Regions from separate parts of the Homo sapiens genome. Here region 1 is linked to region 2. A link is an interaction called in ENCODE POLR2A ChIA-PET data of the cell type or tissue named here. Cell type or tissue: PC-3. All regions are shown on one strand. Links, peaks and the distances in the headings refer to the core of each region. The heading gives the core; the rest is flanking DNA.

What was found. Peaks named below come from ENCODE experiments on the same cell type or tissue, not always from the same donor. Only the 100,000 strongest peaks of a DNase experiment are listed, where the experiment ranks them.
Region 1: POLR2A ChIA-PET joins it to region 2 with 9 read pairs; 3 of 35 experiments call an interaction of 5 or more read pairs at or near these places.

Annotation. Positions count from the first base shown.
Region 1 is chr4:100,109,492-100,122,038 of GRCh38, forward strand. No RefSeq gene overlaps it. Among named protein-coding and RNA genes, the nearest start is that of DDIT4L-AS1, 74 kb to the right of the region's middle. In PC-3, for the core only: no CTCF peak of the experiment used is centred there; no DNase peak of the experiment used is centred there.
Region 2 is chr4:100,004,593-100,017,139 of GRCh38, forward strand. All of the region lies in intron 1 of H2AZ1-DT (H2AZ1 divergent transcript), which reads left to right. Among named protein-coding and RNA genes, the nearest start is that of H2AZ1-DT, 60 kb to the left of the region's middle. In PC-3, for the core only: no CTCF peak of the experiment used is centred there; no DNase peak of the experiment used is centred there; H3K27ac peaks cover 390 bases.

The sequences.
Region 1 (12,547 bases), core at 4,270-6,769, 110 kb after region 2:
CTTTCAGGCTGAGTCAACATGAAATAAAACTTTATAGTAGACTGAGATACTCTTGCCCTCTGCATATCTACCTTTGATGTCTCCCCTCTTATCCTCCAGTGATATATCAGGACAACTCACAGGTCTCACAGCTCCTCCAGGACACCCAGCTAATATATTTGCACAGAAAATATTACCTAAAAGTAAAGGAAATTCATCTCCTTATCTCTAAGAGGGGCTGTGTAACAAAATATTAAACAGGTTTACATACATACCACCCTACCGTAAATAGAAATTCCAACACTAGAAAACACTGGCAGATGGAAATGATATGGATAAATAGTTTCGTGCTGCCATTAAATTTCTTGGAAACTTCTAGAATGGCTACTGGGGCAGTCAAAGGTAGTTTCCTCTGAAGTCTTGGATGAGAGCAGTTTTTTGATCAAATAATTCACTTTCCTTTTTACTTTTAGCATGCAATGTCTTTAACACCCTTTCTTCTATAATCAAAAAAAATATTAACAATGTGTTTTAGGACATCTGCTACAGCAATAGCTGATTGGCCTAGAAATAGATAACTGACCCAAAGGCCATTAAGCCACGGACTGCTCAGCAGCCTGTCAGGGCTGGCTGTAACAGATGAGCCCAACCAGCCAGATTCTCTCTGGTGATAGTTTTGTATTAAGAAACCCAGAGACAACTGAAGCCAGCTACAGGACTTGAGCAGGAAAGTCACATGAACAGTTGTTGGAGCCATTGTTTTGGAGCCATATGTAAGATAATTAAACAAAGAAAGCAGATCGAGAGACTGAAGAATGAAGCCAACTCATAGAAAAAAGCAGATGAGAGAAATGATAAAGTCCTGGGATGGGAAGAGAGAGCTAGGACTTTGAGTTTCCTGGTGTTCGTATTCTAAGAAGGCCAGCTTGCCTTGCTTCTTGAGATTGAAATCCATGAAATCCCTGTATTCTCCTTTTTTTTTTTTTTCTAAACTCGAATTAATTTGAGAAGGTTTCTGTTCTTATATAGTAAGATAATATTTTGACATAGTAACTGAGGTTTTATTTTTGCTCCAGACTTCCTGTTCTTCTTTCCCCCTATTTTGGTAGCAGGGAGGGCCTTCTATGTTCATATCCATGGGTAGGGGTTTTAACCTCAGAAATAGAAAGTAAGAAAAAGATTCAAGGCTTAACACTTGAATTTATCAAGTAGACGTTCCCACAAATGCATGGCAAAGGCAATCACTTTGACAGGAAAGACTTTTCAAGAATCAAGGGCCAAGACCTTGGCATCCTTGGACCACAGAGGAGGACTGGAGGAAGGAAGAAACCCTGAAAGACTAAGATTTGCCAAGATCCTGATTAAACCAAGACATCAATGAATATGTCTGAGTATTACCTAGAAATGAGTGAATCAAGTTTTCTGCCATCAGGGGAAAATTGAGGCTTATGAGGAAAATAAATCTATTTATTGAAAATTTTAAATTTGAAGTAAAAAAGATATCAATTCTTCTATCTGAGTTTATAGCCTGTTAAAATCATACCCAGAATATCAAGCCATAAGAAAACACAGAAATTTCAGGAGGGAAGTTATACAAAGAATTAAGGCCAGGCACGGTGACTCACACCTGTAATCCCAGCACTTTGGGGGGCCAAGGCAAGCAGATCACTGGAGGTCAGACGTTTGAGACCAGCCTGGCCAATATGGTGAAACTCCGTCTGTACTAAAAATACAAAAATTAGCTGGGCATGGTGGCACACACCTATAATCTCAGCTACTCAGGAGGCTGAGGCTGAGGCAGGAGAATTGCTTGAACCTGGGAAGTGGACGTTGCAGTGAGCCAAGATTGCACCACTGCACTCCAGCCTGGGTGACAGAGCTAGAATTCATTTCAAAAAAAAAAAAAAAAGAATTAAAAATATTTCCTCCTCCAAACATGTACACATAACAGGTTGGGAAGGGCATTCTTGCATAAAATACTGTGGGAGTCCCCATCTATCACAGATCAGAATAATAGCTGACATTTACTGAATGCTTGCTACTATTTAGTTCTGAAATAAGAATTTTACCTAATATTTCATTTAATCTATATTTATCACAAGGCAGTAGGCTAATTAGTGTCCCGATTTTATAGATAAGAAAACTGAGGCCTAAAGACATCAATGCCTGTGGTTTCAAAGCCATCAAGCTAAGTTCTATTAAAATTATATTCCAGCTGCCTACCCTAAGACCATAAGCTCCTTTCACAAGGTCTGAGTCCTAGCACAATCAAAGATCTATCTTTGCTGTCATTTGTGAAGCACTTTGGCATCATGAAAAAATTATGGACTTTGGACTCAAATTTGAGTTTTAAATTTGGCTCCATTAAATCAAAGCATGAGAACTTGAGAAAGTTAATAAGTCTCTTTGAGCCTCACTTTTCTCAAATATAAAAAGTATTATGCTTCACTTGTAACAATGTGAGAATTAAGTCATCTAATGTATGTAATCAGTACATAGTATGTATTTGTTTTTGTTTTTGTTTTCTGAGATGGGAGTTTCACTCTTGTGGCCCGGGCAGGAGTGCAATGGTGCGATCTCGGCTCACTGCAACCTCTGCCTCCTGGGTTCTCCCACCTCAGCCTCCGTAGTATGTGTTTTGATGGGAGCTGCAATGGACTGAATGTTTATGTCCTCCCAAAATTCAATTGCTGAAATCCTGACTTCCAAGGTAATAGTATTAGGAGGTAGGGCACTGGGAGGTGATTAGGTTATGAGGATGGAGCCCTCATGAATGACATTAGTGCCCTTGTAATAAGGAAGGAGACCACCCCTCATATTGTCTTATGCCCAATTTCTGCCTCCAAAGAAGAAAAAGTAAAAATTAAAAGGCAGAAATGAAATCCACAAGTAGAAAGCCTGACGCCACACCCTGGGCCTGGTAATTAAAGATCGATCCCTGACTTAATCGGTTATGTTATCTATAGATTACAGCCATTGTATAGAAAAGCACTGTGAAAATCCCTATCCTGTTTTGTTCCGATCTAATTACTGGTGCATGCAGCCCCCAGTCACGTACCCACTGCTTGCTCAATCGATCACCACCCTCTCACGCATACCCCCTTAGAGTTATGAGCCCTTAAAAGGGCCAGGAATTGCTCGCTCAGGGAGCTCGGCCCTTGAAACAGGAGTCTTGCCAATGCCCCCAGCCGAATAAACCCCTTCCTTCTTTAACTCGGTGTCTGAGGAGTTTTGTTTGCAGCTGGTCCTGCTACAATAAAAGGGACTCTAGAGAGAACCCCTAACTCTCTACCAGGTGAGAAAACAGCAAGAAGGTGCCATCTATGAGTAGGCCCTCACCAAACACCAAATCTGGTGGCAATTTCCTCTTGGACTGCCCAGTCTCCACAACTGTAAAGAATACATTTCTGTTGTTTAAAAGCTACTGAGTTTACAGTATTTTGTTCTAGCAACCTCAATGGACTAAGACAGGAGCTATTATACACCTGATACCTACTTTATAGGGGACACTCAACAAACATTTGTTGAATAAATGAGTGCATAAAAACCACCCATACCCGAGCATTCAGAACACAATATTTATTTCATAAAATAAAGATTTTGAACTGAGAAAATAATATTTTTAGAGATAGCATTATCCTTTAACTGAATTGGAAGAAAAAGGAACATTCAACTGTTTACTGTCTCTTGATTCCTACCCATATTTTATTTAGAAAATATGCCCATATGAAAGATACCCTGGTGGTAAAGCATTAACAAATTAAACCAAATGTCATTAAGTCTGTCTCATTTCTCAATCATGTGGAACTTCAGTAGCTCCCACAAGTGGGCATACTAATTCACTGTGCTCTGTATTTTTCCATTTGTCAACTGCTTTCTATTTTGCTCTGCTTTTTAAATTAAGGATTGGCTACTTAGGCTGCAGAAGAATCCTTTTTTGCTGCCTTCTGTTTTCCAAAGTTTAACGGGAGGTGCCTCATTTGTATTTTTCAGATACCCCTGACTTGTCTTATTCATATTCATGAACCTTCCTGGTTGTTCTTTTTCTCTGTGAATTGCTCTTAACAGACCATTTTCCCTCAAACCCTTTGCATTCACAGTAAGCTGCTTCCAAAACCAAAAGGAACATTAGCAGCAGGTGAAATCTCCATTACTGGTGGTTAGAAAAGAATCCTAATTGATTTAAAATATTAAATATAATTTCCTCTAAATGTTTGCCCTAAATATTTTACCTACAGGTATTCAAATTCAGGTCTTTTCTTAAGATAAGAATGCTTCTATCTGAATAGGAGCCTTACAGTAGTAAGATAATTGTGATGGATTACTTATGTTGGGACTCAGAAAACGGCACCCTAAAGTATGCTGCTTTGACATGCTGAGTACTTTGAACTCAAGAAGATTGGAAGGCCTCAGAAGCAAGTTCTCTCTGACCTCCTGCCCTCCTGTCTCCTGCCCATTCTTCTCCCACAAAGCGAGTCACAGACACCAGAGTTCCTCTTCCCTAATGTGGGTTATAGAAACTAGAATCTCTCTCCCCCAAAAGCAAACCATAACACTTAGAAATATTACTGTAACCTTCCCCTGACTTTCTGTCTAGGAGCTGGCCACAAAGAAATTTTCTGACCTACTTTGTCTAATAGTTGGTCATAGACCCTTATTCCAGAGGGACATAAGATCCTCATTCCAGTTGGTCATAAGACCCCATACCTGGTAGAAAGAAATGCTACACAGAGGGGCCAAGAAGTATCTGGACAGGCTTTGCTGGGTGTCCCCCCACCCCCAATCTATAATCATTAGACTATATCTTTTTGTCCAACCATACTTTTATACAGCTATCCATTCGTCATTGAACTTAAGCAAAAAAAAAAAAAAAAAAAAGTTTTCAATGTATCTTTGGATCTTCATTTCTGAAAGCTCCCACATCACATAAAACTTTGATTAAATAAATTTGTTATGCTGCTCTCTTGTTAACCTGTCTATTGTTATGAATGTGTCAGCCAAGACCCTTATGATAGATGAGGAAAAGTATCACAACTTTTTCACCCCTAAACTTAGCGAGCCGAAAAATAACCCCCAGATTACTGTAGGATTGATACCAGCCTGACTGTGACAAAGATTCTTTGCTCAACTAAACTTTAGTCAGGCTTCTAGACCCATCTGTGTGCTTTTGTAAAATCAGAATTTAGCATGAACTTTCCACCCTCAATATCTGATCACCCTGTTTTTTGTTTTGTTTTGTTTTGTTTTTAAACCAGGGTCTCACTCTGTCATCCAGGTCAGAGTGCAGTGGTGTGATCACACCAGGATAATATTTTTATTTTTAATTATAAGTTAATTCTTCTTCTTCTTCTTCTTTTTTTTTTGTAGAAATAAGGGGGTCTCGCTATGTTCCCCAGGCTGGTGTCAAACCCCTGGGCTCAAGCGATCCTCCCACCTCAGTTTCCCAAAGTGCTGGGATTGCAGGCATGAGCCACCATGCCCAGCTGTGATCACTCTTGACATCTGATTGGGTGCCTCTCTTCTGCCAATTCCAGTTGATGTTTGATCACCCAGGCTTCTCTTCAGCAAGAATCTTGTAAGGTCAGTTTAGTAAGAATCCTCCTTACTCCTAATGCTTCCTCTTAGTAATTTTCCATCCGCTGACCCCAACCCTGCTTCTTGACCTTCTTGACTATAAATTTCCACTTGCCCATGCTGTATTTGGAGTTGAGCCCAATCTCTCTCCTTCACTACAAAATCCTGTAGCCGGGTCCCTATGCTTATTGCGATGGTCCTGAATAAAGTCTGCCTTACTGTGCTTTAACAAGCGTCACTGGGTAATGTTTTCTTTAATAACTGAGAAAAAAGACCTTTCTCCTCCTTCTTCCCTCCTAATTTTTCTAGTTCTTCCTGTGCTTGTAATTTATGTTTTCTGGGCCATAGCAGTGCTATTTAGGAAGATGATTAGAATTCAAAGTCTTTTAGCATAGGTCTTAGAGATCACAGTCTTGTGTTTGTGTTTGTGCTTTTGTGAAACTTCCTCAAATTTAAATATTAAACAAATGGAGATTCAGGGAAGAGATTTGACTAACATTGCATGCTGTGGTCTAAATGTTTGTGTCCCCTTCAAATTCGTATGTTGAAATTGTAACCCATAAAGGGATGGTATTTGAAGGAGGGGTGTTGGGTGGTAATTAGGTCATGAGGTTAGAATCCTTGTAAAAGAGACCCCAGAACTCTAGCTACCCGTTTCCATGTTGTGAGAAGCCAGAAGAGGGTTGTCTGTGAGGAAGCAGGCTTTTACCAGGCACTGAATCTTCTGATGCTTTGATCTTGATCTTCCAGCTTCCAGAACTGTGAGAAATAAATTTTTGTTGTTTATAAACCACTTGGTCTATGGTATTTTGTTATAGCAGCTCTAGGACTAAGACAGCCATACTTCTAGTTAGTGTCAGAGCTCGGTGTAACACCCAAGTCTCCAAACTCTTTTACTAACTACAACACGGAGTGTAGTCTTCATGAAGTCAGGGGCAAGTCTAATGGGAACCATTCAGCAGGCTTAAATTGTATTTAACACACAAGCAGTTCCTGAATTAACTTCACCCACCCATTTTATATTTCCTTTTGAATGAGCACTTGGGACAACTTCTTGCTGCAACAGGGGCTTATCTCTTGGCAGCATCTCAGACTGGGAATGCCCTCTCAGGGGCCTGAGATGCCCTCTCTGTTGTTTGCCTTTTTCCTGCTAACTTTTCTGACAATGTTTTAGCATTTTCCCTACAATGGAGAACTCCCTCTCAAGGGCCTGAGATCCCTCTTTCCTGTTTGTCTTTTTCCTGCTAACTTTCCTGACAATGTTTTGGCATTTTCCCTACAACGAATTGGCTCAGAATAGGGAAATATCTCCTCTAATTGCTCAAGAGGGGGCTAGCTGGGCACAGGCAGGATCCACACTCAGCTTTAGGGCTGCCAAGGTGATGGGGTATTGATATCTCCAGTTGGAGCTCAGGATACATTATCTCAGAAACATGACTACAGCGGGGAAGTTGGAGGGAGTACTGTGTAGTGGTTAAAATGATGAGTTTTTGAAGTCAGAAGGGCTGTCATGTGTCATTTCACCAACAATTAACAGCTTGAGCTTGAACTTCAGTTTTCCCAACTACATACTAGAGATGATGATGATAAATTACATCTAATTTATTAGGTATAATTTATTTATTGTGGTTCAGATTAAATGAGATAACTGGAAAATATTAAATGTTTAAAACATGCTAGTGTTTTTTCTTCTTTTTTAGTACTACATCCAAGTTCAAAGTGAGTTTAAAAAGCCTTTTGCAGATTTGCCTAGAAACCAACATATATTTTATAAGGTTATTTTTACGAGAAACATTCTGATTTCTGAAAAGATTTTGAAAACTTACCGGTTTATAAAGTAGGGCTGCCCATTTTCTCTGTCTCTCTGTCTCTTTCCTTCTTCATATGTCTTCAATTGGATATGATGACTGGAATATCCTGGGCCATTTCGCAGATTTTATTTCTCGCATAAATCTGTTTTTACAAAGATACTCTGCACCTCTGCACATATACAAAATTAAGCAAATAATCTGGTTTTGCTCTTTACAGAGACCAAATGGATGGGGTGTCCAGTTCTCTCATTCACTTTGCCTTGTAGATGCAACTCGAGTGCATTCACCCACTCCCTCCCCCCATGCATGTGTACTTGCCATCTGCTGGCATGGCATGAGGGTGAGGGCTAGTGCCCTGGAGGAACCAAGGGAAGGGAGTTCTGATTCATGTACTGGGACCCAAAGCCCGCTTTAAACACCCTGAGCAGTTTTAAAGGCTGTTTTTGAGAGGCTACTTTTGAATGATAGAATGTTTGTTATTTCTTTTAGAGACGGGGGTCTCACTATGTTGCCCAGGCTGGTCTCTAACTCCTGGGCTGAAGTAATCCTGCCACTTCAGCCTCCCAAAGTGCTAGGATTACAGGCATCAGCCAACATACCCAGCCATAGAATGTTTTAATACTACAATTTTCAAGGGAAAAAGAGGCCCAGTGATAATGAACATTTTGTTATCTCCTTTCATTGTATGTCTGACCCCTCTTGTGATACAATTTTGCCTAGAAAACATGATTTACTCTATACATACTTCAAAAAGTACAAAGGTCTATAACCAAGAGTTTTTGTTGTTTGTTTGTTTTGGTTTGTTTGTTTTTGTACATACAGAAAAGTATGAGACTCCACAGCTGTATATATGGCATGGGGATAGATAGCAGGTTCCCAGAAGGAATGTAAAAGAGAATGGTAACTGTTAATAGTAACTCGTAGAGAATCCCTTTGCTTAATGTGTTGTGGAGCAAATTAGGTGTGTTTTATTAGTGCAGATTTCATAAATGTCTGGTGTTATAGGAAGCAATAAATTTAAGTAGAACCATATGGAATTGCAGTTGTTTCTTCTTATCTATGGGGATATGTTCCAGGACCACCAGGGGATGCCCGACACCATGGCTAGGACTGAGCCCTATTGCTGTCAGTTGGAATCCATTTCTGTTCCTGTCTTTCACCTACAAATTTAATGCCTTTTTCATTATAGCTAAGCACGTATCAAGCCATAACTTTTGCAGTTTGAGGTGCAACAACAAAACTAGCATCAATTTCTTTCCTTAGTCACAATTTCAAAGATAGGAGATTTGTTGTTGCCAAAGATCTTAGTAACCTCAGCGTATAATTTCTTTCCTTAAGTCAATAACTTCTTTCACCTCTTCACTTAAAGGAAGCACTTTACAGCTTCTCTTCGGCATATCTAAATTGCCAGCATCACTAATCTTGAGCTGTGGAGCCATTATTAAGTAAAATAAGGGCTACTGGAACACAATCATTTCCATACTGTGACAGTCAGTTTAATGGCCCAGCCAGCTACTAACGAGTGGGTAGTGTCTACAGCATGGATTTGCTGGACAAAGAAATGATTCATATTCCCCACTGGAACAGGAGGGCATGAGATTTCACCATGCTACTCAGAATGACACACAATTTAAAACCAATGAAATTTAGAGCTGGCCTTAAGTGAAATAATAAATAAAAGAAAAAAATAACATGACAAATTGCTTATTTCTGGAACTTTCCATTTAATATTTTTAGACTGCAATTGACAGCAGGTAACTAAAGGCATGGAAAGTGAAACTGCGGAAAAGGGAGGACTACAGTACTTGAATTCTTCCTATGTTTTCTAAAGGTTTTGGATTTTAAGGAGACCCTAGATGAATGTTAAAAAATATTTAGAATTCAGAAAAAAAATTAAAAAAAAAATATATAGTTTTTAAACAGGAAGACGGAACACTGAACAGAAATCAAGTGGCACTTTGTCACTTCCCAAGACCCAAGAAAAATAGTAACTTTCAGCAAAGGTGCCCAGAGTAAAGGACACAGGCAGAGGAGCTGACTGCATGCTCACATCCTCATTTCTCCTGTCCCTACACACAACAGACCAATTGCAGGGCTGAGAACACGATACCGGCTTAGAAAGTATTTGAATGCTGGAGTTGTAAGACGGGGCTCAATGGTGGCTTAATGGAAAGAAAAATCGACCTGTCAATCTTATTCATTTGAGCAATTCGAATCATTAAAAGTTTCCTGATAATATTGAGATCAAATCTGCCGATGTGCATTTTTATTCACTGCATCTCGTTCTGTTTTCTGATAAAAAGTATTAGCATATTTCCTACAATTAATTGTGATATAGAATAAATTATATGCTTCTTTTAAATGACAGCTCTTCAAATATTTAAAGACAGCCAGGTTGCATCTCTGTGCACTTCACTTCATTTTTGCCCTGTCCCAGGCCATTTTAAATTTGATTTATGTAATTAAATATCACTAGTCTCTTCACCTATTCTTTATATGATCTGTTTTATAGACACTTTATTTCTCCTGGCTTCTGGAGGCATTAGTCAATGGGCCTCATTCTCAGCAAACTATCGCAAGGACAAAAAAACCAAACACCGCATGTTCTCACTCATAGGTGGAAATTGATCAATGAGAACACATGGACACAGGAAAGGGAACAACACACACCGGGGACTGTTGTGGGGTGGGGGGAGAGGGGAGGGATAGCATTAGGAGATACACCTAATGCTAAATGACGAGTTAATGGGTGCAGCACACCAACATGGCACATGTATACCTATGCAACAAACCTGCACGTTGTGCACATGTGCCCTAAAACTCAAAGTATAATAATAATAATAATAATAATAATAATAATAATAAAAGAAAAACGCTATTGAGAAGAAATCAATAAAATTTGACATGTTGATGAAAAAAAAAAAAACCACAAAACGTTGGACTGAACAAAATACTTCTGATCCAGGGTGGCCATTTAAGAACACTAAGGGACTATTCTTGTCCTGGGTTCTGTACTTCTATTAATGGAAACTAACTTTCCATTGGAGTTTCTTATAGCCACATCTCACCATAGGCTCAATCTAAACTTTCACTCAATAAAAATCCTAAGTCTTTTTCATGGTGCATTCAGTAAATCTCCTGTATCCCTCTTTTCTGAGGTTAATTGAAAAGTATTATCTTGGAATGTTATTCTTACCCATATATGGTTTGGCTCTGTGTCCTTACCCAAATCTCATGTTGAGTTGTAATCCCTAGTGTTGGAGGTGGGGCCTGATGGGAGGTGATTGGATCATAGGGACGGACTTCCCCCTTGCTGTTCTCGTGATAATGAGTGAGTTCTCACAAGATCTGGTTGTTTAAAAGTGCACAGCACTTCCCCTCTTAGTTCTCCCTCTCTTGCTCTCCTGCTGGTCATATGAATATGTGCCCAATTCCCATTTGTCTTCCACCATGATTGTAAGTTTCCTGAGGCCTCCCAGAAGCAGAAGCCTGTACAGCCTGCAGAACCATGAGTTGATTGAACCTCTTTTCTTTATAAATTACCCAGTCTCTGGTAGTTCTTTATAGCAATGTAAGAATGAGCTAATACACACCACTATTAAAATTTATTTTATTTTATTTGTTTCATCCTATTCCAGCATGATCTCTTCTTTTTGAATTTTGATTTTTGCCATCAGCAGCATGTGTTCTGTAAAGGGACATCAATGCCTCTTCCTTTTTATTTTTTACCCTATTAGAGGTTGTCTTAGGCTGAGTTCCTTGGAGACAGACTCCAATATGGAATTACATGCAAAGGTTTAACAGGCAGTGCTCTCAGCAACCACACTTGTACTGGTGTGAAGGAAGCAGGACTGAGAAGAGGTAGAAGTTGAACTGCAATGCAATTGCCACAGAGACCTCAGCCAATCTTATGGGCATCTCTGAAGCTGGGATGCCATTCAGATATGTTCTGTATTCAAGCAAGGGAAGCAGGCTTTGTACACTGGTCTTGATCAGTCATTGGATGTGGGCTTCTCTGGCAGGAAACAGAATTTTGGATGAGACAGCTCCCTTTGACTGAAAGAATTGGCAGCTGAAACTCTCCAATTCATCTGTAGGAGCCATCAGCAGACAACATTATCAGCAGTTGGGGGAATGAGTACCTCTGTCCTGAATGGGGAAATCTAGGTGATGCACCCTAGCATCTATTACAGAAGGGCACCAGTGCACTCCTGCCTTTTGCTGCAATTATGGTGTTTTTTCTTAAAATGAAAAAATAATTCTATGTTTCCCCTCACAATCCTTCCCTTCTTTGTCCCCGCATTTACAGATTCCCACAGTCAAGGTACCCTGATTCAAATATAATTCCATGAGAAGCTGGACTAAGGACATATATTCATTCATTCAATATTCATGTGTGTGTGTGTTAGAGACAGGGTCTTGCTCTGTTTTCCAGATTGGAATGAAATGGCACAATTATAGCTCACTGTAACCCCAAACTCTTGGGCTCAAGTGATACTCCTGCCTCTGGCTTCCAAGTAGCTAGGACTACAGGTATGCACCACCACACCCAACTAACAATATTCATATTTACTGAGCACCTACTATTGTGCCAGGCATTCTTCTACAAGCTGAGAATGCCACAGGGAGCAAAACTTCCCTTTCTCATAGATCTTATATTCTAGGTGACAGACTCTTGGCCATACTTAAATTTTTAGGTCTCCTGTCATGACTTAGGTTTCGTCATTGAGCCAAGTTAACTGATACTCTTTACTTTTAAGCTAAGTCTACAACCTTTAAGAAGTGCCTTAGTCACACATGGGTATAGAGTCCTGGCTATTTCCTCAACTATTATATTTTGCAATTTGCCCAGAAAAGTTTGAATCTTAGCTGTGGATTCAACTTTTAGCAAAAGTAAAGAAGTGAATGATAAATTAAAAAGCAAACTAAAATAATTGTTTGATATTGTGCAGACATAATAGCCAAGTGACTGATAATTATTCCATTCCCCAGCACTTTTATGGATATTTAGACACAACTGTCAGAAAACCTCAGGTGATGTTGTTCTTGAATAAACACAGGACTCTAAAATGTCTTTCTTTAATTCTTCCTGCTTGGCACTTCTAGATAAATATGATTTGCTTTAAGATCTCAGTCTTAAAATGAAATTGAGAAAGTGGCTTCATACGAAGATCGATCTTAAA
Region 2 (12,547 bases), core at 3,377-5,876:
GCTCGTTAGTTGATGCAGTTTCTTCCTAGTCTCGATGGTCTTTACATTTTGGCATGATTTTGCAGCGGCTGGTACTGGTTGTTCCTTTCCATGTTTAGCGCTTCCTTCAGGAGCTCTTGTAGGGCAGGCCTGGTGGTGACAAAATCTCTCAGCATTTGCTTGTCTATAAAGTATTTTATTTCTCCTTCACTTATGAAGCTTAGTTTGGCTGGATATGAAATTCTGGGTTGAAAATTCTTTTCTTTAAGAATGTTGAATATTGGCCCCCACTCTCTTCTGGCTTGTAGGGTTTCTGCCGAGAGATCCGCTGTTAGTCTGATGGGCTTCCCTTTGAGGGTAACCCGACCTTTCTCTCTGGTTGCCCTTAACATTTTTTCCTTCATTTCAACTTTGGTGAATCTGACAATTATGTGTCTTGGAGTTGCTCTTCTCGAGGAGTATCTTTGTGGCATTCTCTGTATTTCCTGAATCTGAATGTTGGCCTGCCTTGCTAGATTGGGGAAGTTCTCCTGGATAATATCCTGCAGAGTGTTTTCCAACTTGGTTCCATTCTCCCCGTCACTTTCAGGTACACCAATCAGACGTAGATTTGGTCTTTTCACATAGTCCCATATTTCTTGGAGGCTTTGCTCATTTCTTTTTATTCTTTTTTCTCTAAACTTCCCTTCTCGCTTCATTTCATTCATTTCATCTTCCATTGCCGATACCCTTTCTTCCAGTTGATCGCATCGGCTCCTGAGGCTTCTGCATTCTTCACGTAGTTCTCGAGCCTTGGTTTTCAGCTCCATCAGCTCCTTTAAGCACTTCTCTGTATTGGTTATTCTAGTTATACATTCTTCTAAATTTTTTTCAAAGTTTTCAACTTGTTTGCCTTTGGTTTGAATGTCCTCCCGTAGCTCAGAGTAATTTGATCGTCTGAAGCCTTCTTCTCTCAGCTCGTCAAAATCATTCTCCATCCAGCTTTGTTCCGTTGCTGGTGAGGAACTGCGTCCCTTTGGAGGAGGAGAGGCGCTCTGCGTTTTAGAGTTTCCAGTTTTTCTGCTCTGTTTTTTCCCCATCTTTGTGGTTTTATCTACTTTTGGTCTTTGATGATGGTGATACACAGATGGGTTTTCGGTGTGGATGTCCTTTCTGGTTGTTAGTTTTCCTTCTAACAGACAGGACCCTCAGCTGCAGGTCTGTTGGAATACCCTGCCGTGTGAGGTGTCAGTGTGCCCCTGCTGGGGGGTGCCTCCCAGTTAGGCTGCTCGGGGGTCAGGGGTCAGGGACCCACTTGAGGAGGCAGTCTGCCAGTTCTCAGATCTCCAGCTGCGTGCTGGGAGAACCACTGCTCTATTCAAAGCTGTCAGACAGGGACACTTAAGTCTGCAGAGGTTACTGCTGTCTTTTTGTTTGTCTGTTCCCTGCCCCCAGAGGTGGAGCCTACAGAGGCAGGCAGGCCTCCTTGAGCTGTGGTGGGCTCCACCCAGTTCGAGCTTCCCGGCTGCTTTGTTTACCTAATCAAGCCTGGGCAATGGCGGGCGCCCCTCCCCCAGCCTCGCTGCCGCCTTGCAGTTTGATCTCAGACTGCTGTGCTAGCAATCAGCGAGATTCTGTGGGCGTAGGACCCTCTGAGCCAGGTGTGGGATATAGTCTCGTGGTGCGCCGTTTTTTAAGCCGGTCTGAAAAGCGCAATATTCGGGTGGGAGTGACCCGATTTTCCAGGTGCGTCCGTCACCCCCTTCTTTGACTCGGAAAGAGAACTCCCTGACCCCTTGTGCTTCCCAGGTGAGGCAATGCCTTGCCCTGCTTCGGCTCGCGCACGGTGCGCGCACCCACTGACCTGCGCCCACTGTCTGGCACTCCCTAGTGAGATGAACCCGGTACCTCAGATGGAAATGCAGAAATCACCCGTCTTCTGCATCGCTCACACTGGGAGCTGTAGACTGGAGCTGTTCCTATTCGGCCATCTTGGCTCCTCCAGAATCTACTCATTTTTAAGTGACTATTTCATTTGGAGAAATGGTCATAAAAGTCAGTTAGCATTTATAATTAAAACTCAGCTTTAGTTAAATTTAATTGTGTGTGCAGCAGAGCATAGAATTCAATTTCAAAATCCTGAACCATATTTTATGACTTGTCTTCATTAGCAGTTATTGGAAATTTGCTATCTCTCTACATGTATTCCTCATTTAATTCCCACAACTCTAGGAAGTAGGTACTAGTATGCCCATTTTAGAAATGAGAAAGCTGAGACATGAATAGATTAAGAAACTTACCCTAGACCAGTGTTTCTCAAACTTTATGTGCAAAAGAATCACCCAAGAGTCTTGATAATTTGCAAATTCTGACTTGGTAGGTCTGGGGTGAATCCTGAGATTCTGCATTTTTAATCAGCTCCCAGGTCAAGGCCAACACTGTTGGCTTGTGGATCATACATTGTGTAACAAGGTTCTAGATTACATGTCCTAGGGTCTTAACACTGCCTGTCTGACACTGAAACCCATGCACATAACCCCTATGCAGAGTATGCATTGACTTTTCTCTTTACTACATTGTAATTTACTTCCTACAGATGAAACAGTTACATTAGTTCTTGATGCATATACATTTGTGATGCAATTTTACCCTTGAGGAATATCCAGGGAAGCAAAGCATTACTGGGACCATCATCCTCATCCTAAAGGCTCTCTTCTACATCTGCCTCTTCTGGGACCACAGCTCCCAAAAGGAAACATAGAGGTGGCAGTGGCAGCTGACAATTTACCTTATTCTTTGGAATCTCAGGGTTTCTCCTGCTCAATGAGTGCAGCCATTCAACTTTGACTTCTCCTCCTCGATCCTCCCGTGAATATGTAGTATATAAAATCATACTATGCTTCATGCTTTCTTATGCATGTTTATTTAAATATATATATTATATGCATGTGCTTTCTTTACTTCTCATTTTACTTGGTATTCACAGTTCATTTTCTTCCAGTAAGTCTTTTTATCCTATTCTTTGTTTGTATCCCCAAACTCTTCCTTTGTGGTTACGCTATAATTTTAATATTTACCAAAAAAGAAGATTCAAGTTAGACACTTTTCATATTATATTACTTTGGTTAAATCAGCCTGGCCTAGAGGATTTCCTTTTCACCATTTTCTTTCTCATCAGGTGAGGTAGTTTGACTGACTTGGTTTGTTCAAGCAAAAGGACAATGGGAAATAAATCTAGGTGTTCAGCATAAAAACAGCTAATGACAAAGCTATTTTTAGGGACTTCTTGTCTTTCCTATGTTATTCTTTATGTCTGTTTGATATCTATTTTCTGGCTCTTATCTTTAAAAGACAGCTGCTTTGCCTCAGGCATAAATCAGAAGAGGAAAACCAGCTTCTGGACCTGGAGAGAGGATGAAAGGGAATAGGAATTGAGGGAAGCGGAAGGGAAGAATAAGGGACCCCTGGAGAGTCCCTACCAAGCCAGACATAACAAACAAAAGTCCTCTACTACTGAGGAAGACAGAACAGGGAAGCCAGCAGGGGAAGAAAAAGATGCTGCTGCTCTTGATGCCTCAAAAACAGCAAGGAAGAACCCAAGCAACTGATGTACACACCCTTGGAACAAATCTGCCCCAGAAGTACAAGACACACTCTTCGAATTCATGGAATAAATGGGAGGTGAGTGTTCAATTCCAAGACACAAGACAGAATTGGGCAAGAGGGAGGAATGCTACTACTTGTAAGTCATAGTTACATAAAAACAGCAACCACATTGTGTTTTTCTGTAATGCTCTAGATCTGTGGTCCCCAATATTTTTGGCACCAGGGACTGGTTTCCTGGAAGACAATTTTTCCACTGACTGATGATTCAAGCACATTACATTTATTGGGAACTTTATTTCTATTATTATTACATTGTAATATATAATGAAATAATTATACAAACCATAATGTAGAATTGGTGGGAGACCTGAGCTTGTTTTCCTGTGACTAGAGGGTCCCATCTGGGGGTGATGGGAGACAGTATCAGATCATCAGGCATTAGATTCTCATAAGGAGTGTGAACCTAGACCCCTCGCATGCACAGTTCACAATAGAATTCGCACTCCTATGAGAATCTAATGCTGCTGCTCATCTGACAGCGGGTGGAGCTTGGGCAGTAAAGCTCTGTAGCCCTGCTGATCACTTCCTGCTGTGCGGCAGGGTTCCTAGCAGGCCATAGACTGGTACCAGTCTGTGGCCCAGTGGTTGGGACCCCTGCTCTAGATTTAAGTGTTTGTAGATGAAGCACTTTAGCTTTCCCGGAAAATGTATTGAAGATAAATTTATTCAAAGTTATCATACATTTAAAAAACCCCACAAAACTCTTAACCCCTGTAACCCCAGTAGGTTTGGGAGGCCGAGCTGGGAGGATTGCTTGAGGCCAGGAGTTTGAGACCAGCACAGGTAATATTGAGAATCTCTGCTTTTACAAAACAACTCTCAAAATTTTATATGTACACACAAATTTGGACTTCCTGAATTAACCAGTTAATAGATTTTAAAATACACATTAACCCAAGAGGTAAATAATTCATCAAAATTCAGCAAAAATAATTACTTGACACCAGATAGCTAGTTTTACATTTTCCAATTTTTTAGCCAGTTGCTAGAAATCACATAAACACAGTCTGATTTTTATAAATTTGGCTGAAAAATTGAAGGACTATTATCAATTTCAGTTAACGTTTCTTTTTAAAAATTAGCTTAAGTTTGATATTGAAAATATAAAGCTTTTTAAAAATTGAAATGCTGCATGAAAGGAATAAAAATCATGTTATAATGTTAGTAGAGTTCTCAACCAGCTCACTCATATTTTAACATACTCTTACCCTAAGGTATTAAAGAGTGGATTATTTAAATACAGGTAAATAAAAGTGATAGGAGTTACAGAAATGGTGAAAAGAGGGAATGCTAGCAATTTTGTGGTGGCCAAATAAAAACAATGTATTTATCAGTAGATAAAAATGTGCAGATTAATTCTTATTTTAGATATCTGTGGCAGCTAGAAGTACAACTTTAGGCTCTTCAAGAATGACAGTTTTGATTTATATTATTCTCCACAGCTCCATTTAAGTACACTACTATGCTCTCTGCATTCCTTTTCTCTTACTTGATGGCTAATAGGCATTGCCATTCCTTGATATCTCTCAAAGAAATAAAACTAGAAGGATTTTTAAGGAGCATAAAAATTCAGCTCCCAGCTGTGTACACACACCCATACACACACACACTCACACTCACGAAGTTAGAGAGAAGCTCATAAAAACAACAACAATAAAAAGCCAGGGAATGTATAAATGTAGAACCTGAGTTTCTACTGAATATTCTTAAACAGAAACTACTAAACTACTGTAATTGTTGTGCTAACAGACAGCACTGATGTCTGAGTGAGAGTTTAAATATATGAAGATTATAAGACTATAGATAAATCTGCATATATAGCTTTTTTTTTTTTTTGAGACAAGCTCTCACTCTGTTGCCCAGGTTGGAGTACAGTGACACGATCATGGTCCACTGCATCCTCGACTTCCTGGGCTCAAGCAATCCTCCCTCCTCAGCCTCCCAAGTAGCTGGGACTGTACGTGCATGCCACTACACCCAGCTAATTTTCTCTAGTTTTTGCAGAGATGAGGTCTTGCTATATTGCTTAGGCTGGTCTCAAACCTCTGGGCTCAAGAGATCCTTCTGCCTTAGCCTCCCAAAATACTGAGATTATAGGCGTGAACCACCATGCCTGGCCACATATAGCACTTGTAAAAAAATGTTATAGTAATATATGCATGTGGTACAAAATTGAATGGTTATGCAGTAATCAGAAATCCCTCTATCCTAACCTTCATCCACCCAATCCTCCTCCTAGAGGCAACCACAATTAGCAATATCTTGAATATTTTTTCAGAGATACAACAAGAAAGATTTTAATCTCCCTTTAGTCCCTCAGTTGAAACTTAAGAGGTTTAGATTTCCGCTGACTTAAAAACAATGCAATGGAATTCTGGTCTTTGGTTCAGATCTGAAAACAACTTCCATTTATCAGTCCAGAAAACTGAGAACTTACTGGTTATATCACTAATGGTTCAGGATTCCTCCTTAGAAGAGAGTTCTTTTCTCTAGCAACAAGATAAATAGCTGATTTCTTGGAAGCTGTCCTTTCTTTATAGGCCCTATTTCATTAGTTCATTGCCTGGTAATTACAGCTGCATGGAAATAAAAATGTAAAATGAGTGTGATTTCCTTTTATAGGTTGAATAATATGGGTAGCCCTGGATTGTGAAAGGAAACAGATTGCTCCTCGGTTTTTTTTATTATATCCAAGGTTTCCTATCTGCTTTGGGTGAATTATCACTAGTCACCTAAAAACACACTGATTAAAAAAAAGGGAGAAGTCACACATCTCCCTCCTGTGCAATGCTGATAAATTTATACGGCTATTTAAATAGTCATATGAAATATCAATTATTAATAACAGCAGTAGATCTTTTGAGTTCTAAGAGCTTTAAAACTGATGATCTCTCCAAAACATCTATAATTTGCAACTATTTACAGTACAGCAGAACGACCTCATGAAAATATTTATGGCTCTTACAGTGTCAAAATTTTGTTTTGTTTTGGCATTTACAGCAGTTAACTAAATGCTAGTTCTGTGTTAGTTCTCATTGCTATAAGTGTGGGAGTAAATTGAAACAATTGTGACAAACATACCATGATGGCAATGAACGATGAAAACATTATTTTCATTCCCTGCTTACATCGAAATTTTTCCAGGTATCAAACCAAGAGGTGGATTACTGGGTGCCATATAGGACTCTGCAGCTGAAAGCTCCTTTTAATTTTGGCAGAACAAATAGTTATAGTATACAATGATAGAATTGAAGGTGGAAATGTCACATCTCAGAAAGTATGCTAATAGTATTACTAGCTATGAATTATTACCTTCAGTATGTGCCAGCAGGAAATCACATAGATCTAAACATGTTCAATACTTGTTTTCCTAGGTCAACCATCTAAGATGTTATTTGTCATTATTTATAAATTATATTTGAATTTCTGAATATAAAGCAATCAATTTTTCTACTATTTAAGCTGAATTTTTATTTTCAAAGCTATGCACATACATAGCTTAAAAAGTCAAATATTTCACAGGGCTAATAATTTAAAAACAGCATTCTTCTGTTCCTTCCCCTGATTATTGCTCCTCAGAGAAAACCATTTTTAATTCCCTCAGCTCTTTTTCCTGGTGTCTACTGCTATAAGTCTAAGAACACTCATTTAATGCTATTTTTTCAAATTTTTATTATACTGTTGGTTAATTTCTTATTTCTAACCCCTGCCCTCCTACCACCTCAATCACAGTTACCTTCTCCTTCTCTTCTCAGTATAGCTACAGCTTTATTTGGCTAAACCAATGTTCAGTTTTCATTATGACCAATTAGATATCATTCATAGCTGATGCATGTAGTATATCAGGATTGTAATTATTTCTTCTACACTTTGTTTTCTGGGTACTTTAAATTGTATCTTTTAAAAAAATTTTTGCTTTGTTTTCTGTGTGCTCATGGCTACCAGAGTCATCCTGTGTTGCTTCACAAAGTGTTGAGTTCCTCTTAATATAGTCTAACACTTCAGGAAATCTCAGTTTCCCTGTTGTCTTGAAGATACACTTTCCACCCTGCTGCTCCTATCTGGGCTGCTTGTCTTCCCCATCTGCCCCTCAGCTGTCTTCCTGGGATATCCTGTCACATCATCTGGGATATTTCCTTCACCTTCCTTCTGTCTGAGATCCTTATTCCTGGATCCCGAGACTTCCTCTTTATTGATTTACTCTCTTGTTTCTGGTGGGGCATATTTTCCAGTAGCTTCCTGAGAGACTGCCTGAGAGGTGAACTTTGAGACCTTGCCCATCTGAAAACGTCCTGATTCTACCATCGCACGTAATTTATAGTTAGACAGGGTGTAGAATTCTAGGTTTGCAATACTTCATTCTTAAAATTTGAAGGGATTCTTCTACTATGTTGCAGGTACTAGTTTTGGTACTGAGACATCTAGTGCCTTCAGATTCATGCTTGTTGGTATGTGACCTGCTTTCTCCTTTCCACCTCTCCAGAAGCTTTTAGCATCTTCTTTTCTATTTGTGATGTTCTGAAGTTTCTCAGTCATATGCATTTATAGGACTGTTTTTCTTCCCATTGTGCTGGACACCTTGTATCATGGTGTCACCTTTCAGTTTGGAAACTCATGTTTTTTAGTTCTGGAAAATTTTCTTGAATCATTTGTTGAATACCTTCTTCCTCTTCTTTATTTTTTCTGATTTCTTTATGAGACTCCCATTATTTGGAAGTCAGATATCCTGGAAAAAAATGCCATAATTCTCTTTGACCTTTTTGTTGTCCTGTTCTCTCTCTCTCACGTGGCTTGTGAACCTAATTGTAAACTTGATCAGTAAAAACCATTGTGGCAGTGCAAAGGCAAATTCAAAATTGTTATCTCTGGTTATTTTTAGTGTTTTTTCAGCTATTTCAGTTTTGTCATTTATCAATGTATCTTATGTTTTTATATTCCTCAATAAATATTTGAGTGCCCTACACTGTTTTTTCCTGATGAATTGAAGCTAGGACAAACTAGAGATAATCAGTAAATTCATTAAATTGAGTTCAAATTCTGCTCCACTCAAACTTATTCCGTTTATTCATTCAAACATTAAAAGAACTACAGTGTATGAAGCAGTTAGCTGGGTAGTAGGTACACAAAAATAAATGAAAATAAACAAAATGTCTTTTTCTTTGTGGAAATTATAAAATGTGAATGTATGTGTATGGGGATAGATGGGCAGGGGAGTATCATTGTTACTGCAATGGGGGTGAGTACACATGTTGTTACTGAAGAAAAGGAAGCTCATCTAACCCTGGCTTGGGGACAATTCATTCACACTGTCTGTGGTCTATAGAATGGGTTGGAGGGCTCAGGACAGTCTTGGAGACGAACTAAAACACCAATGAATAATTCAGGTGAGATGGTAGTGGTCTGAATTAGGTCTGTGACAAGAAGGAGAAAAGTGAATTTTGAGACACTAGGAGTTTAATTAGATAGGACTTGAATTTCATTGAATTAGAGGAAGTGAAAGTGAGTTCTAAGGCAGAAGATAGTGAATTTAATTTTGGAAAAGTTTAATTTTATGTGGGATGTGCAAGTGGGGATTTGAATCAGAAGCTCAGAAGGGACAGAAGCCCTGGAAATAGATTCTTGGGTGTCACTCACATATGGTACTGTCTGGAGCCATGTGAATTGAGAGCACAGGAGGAAAGTGTGTCAACTCAACAAGGTCAGAGAAAGTTTGATGAAGAAACCTAAGGGAACATGGAGATTTAGAGGCTAGAAAGAGAAGAATATCCCACATATGTCAAGAGAAGAGAGGGTTAAAGAAATGAATACTTGGCATGATCAAATGCTACCATACATTCATATAAGGCTTTATGATATGTGTGATTTTGCATATATTTTCTTACTTAATCCCTGTAATGGCTTTATGGTTCATCTATCTCACTTTTCCACTTTTTTCTAAAAGTGTTTAGATAAGAAAACGGAGGCCCAGGAACACAGCAATTTGTTCAAGATTACAAAAGTTGGCTGGGTGTGGTGGCTTAGCCTGTAATCCTAGCACTTTGGGAGGCTGAGGCAGGCGGATCATGAGGTCAGGAGATCAAGACCATCCTGGCTAACATGGTGAAACCCTGTCTCTACTACAAATACAAAAAACAATTAGCTGGACATGATGGCACATACCTGTAGTCCCAGCAACTTGGGAGGCTGAGGCAGGAGAATTGCTCGAACCCGGGAGGCAGAGGTTGCAGTGAGTCGAGATTGTACTACTGCACTCCAGCCTGGGTGACAGAGCGGGACTCTGTCTAAAAAAAAAAAGATTACAAAAGTTGTGAAAAGCAAACTCGGGTGTTGAACAGATTTCTGGAGTTTCTCAGGTGCAGAGTGGTGAGTCCAGACTGCAAAGTGGCGCAGTTAATGTGAGCCCTCACTGTGTGCAGGCACTGTGCTGAGTGCTTTGTGCACATTATCTCATTTAATTTTCAAATCTTATACTATAAACTTGTTAACATTATAATCCCCATTTAAGGAATGAGGTAGAGGAAGCTCAGAGGTTAAGCAACCTGCCCAAAGTCATAAAACCAGTAAATGGTAGAAGCAGAGGAATTCACGTCCATTTGCTGTATGACACACGTATTAACAATTCCATCATTACGTATGAATTTCTTTCATCCAAAGACTTCCCTGATTTTTTTTTTTTTTGCCTACTAATGCTTCTGGGCTGCATAAAGATAAAAATCTCAATAAATAATAGTTATTTTGAAAGGCCTACAATGTGGTGAGGTGCTCAACTAAATAATTTATTTGTAGTCTATTCACTCTTTACAAACCTGAATGGGAAAGTATTTTTACCCCCATTTTACAGATGAGAAAACTGACCCCCAGAGATTAAATAACAATACACATTGTACGCATGTTTCAAAATATCACTTGTACCCTTAAAAATTTTTTTAGAATCACATGGGTCCTATAAATATGTACAAATATTACATATCAAAATGTTTTTAATTAAAAAAAATAAGGACAGAGTAGGCATTCTAGCTCAAATCCTTTTCCTTTTCTTCTTCTCTTCTTTCTTCCTTCCTTTCCTCCCTTAGCCAACCCTCCTTCCCCATCTCCTCTATCCTTCTCTTTCATTTGGCCTACTGCTTCTTAGGTGACAATAAGAGTGAATTTAGAATGAGGCCTTTAGGAATGGGATATAGGTCAAGGCACTGGGATTCAGAGGAGACAAGGGGTAAGCACTTTGCTAGTGTAATTGTAATGTTTGGAACTCAGTTAAAATGTTCACCAGACTCTCTGGTGCCCTGATATACCCACATAGGGGCTTGTGTGATTGAGAACTAAGGTTTTTAGACATTTAGTTTGAAATATAATTAACTGTGTATATCAAAGTTTGTAATTTGAGACTAATAATTGAGAATAAAATTGATGGATAATTAAGTAAAATAAAATATATCTTAGACATAAAGAATAAGATACCTTAGTGGTCATTCATAATTTGTTTCATTTTTATATAAAAATTATTTGCTTCCCATACACAAAACCTGAGTGCTCATCTACTTGATGATTTATGACACAGAACTGGAGTTACTTATGTCAAAGCTCTGCTTTGTTTTTTTTTCTTCTTTTGAGATGGAGTTTTGCTCTTGTTGCCCAGGTTGGAGTGCAGTAGTATGATCTCGGCTTACTGCAACCTCTGCCTCCTGAGTTCAAGTCATTCTCCTGCCTCAGCCTCCCAAGTAGCTGGGATTACAGGCGCTTACCACCATGCCTGGCTAATTCTTTTATTTTTAGTAGAGATGGGGTTTCACCATGTTGGTTAGGCTGGTCTCAAACTCCTGACCTTAGTGATCCACCTGCCGCGGCCTCCCGAAGTGCTGGGATTACAGGTGTGAGCCACTGCACCCGGCCCGAAGCTCTACTTAGAAGGACAGCAGTGCTCTATGTTCAAGACAGAGCTTTTCTCTGTGCCTCAAAAACCAGTTGAAAAAGAGCATTGCAATATTATGTGTTAACTGTTCTGTAGACCAAAAATGTTGGTTATATTGATGGCAAAACCTGAAAGAAATCCACAACGCAGAATTAGGTAGATACTGCCCCCTCTCCCTTGGAACTTTATACATTCCGCATTTTTACTAAAATGCTTATGATGCTGTTTCACGATTTGTTTATATCTCTGCTCTGCAACTTTGAAATGCTTGAAAGCAAGGTTTAGGTCATATGTTTATCTTTGTAACCACAGAGTTTAGCACAAATTATGTCCTCAAGTTTACAGATTTAACTAACCATAGTCAGGGACTCAAATATTGTGTAGCCAGGCATATGTTCTAAACCAGAAATTGTCCCAGTGTTTTCCTCACTTCACTTAGGATCACATATGGTGTTTTTTTTTTTTTTTTTAATACAGAGTCTCGCTCTTGTCACCTAGGGTGGAGTGCAGTGGCACGATAATGGCTCACTGCAGCCTCAACCTTCTAGGCTCAAGTGATCCTCCTACCTCAGCCTCCTGAGTAGCTAGGACTACAGGCATGCACCATTACTAGATAATTTTTATATTTTTTGTAGAGACAGGATCTTGCTATGTTGCCCAGACTAGTCTCCAGCTTCTGGGCTCAAGTGATCCTGCTGCCTCAGCCTCTCAAAGTGCTGGAATTACAGGTGTGAGCCACCACACCTACCCACTTAGCATCCTGTACAAATTTTACTGTTAAAGAATTTTATGTTTTAATAGACTTCTACCAAGCAAACTACAATTTTAAAAATAATCTCTGGCTTCTGTTCATTGTTGATACATACATATACAATACTGGTTGAAAAATTCCAACCAAGAATGAAGAAATGTGATGTTTTGGTTAGCCTTGGTAATGCTATTGTGGTTAACTAGTATTCTTATTTAACCATGTGAACTACTAAAGTATCATTCAACTTCATTTTTTAACTGTAT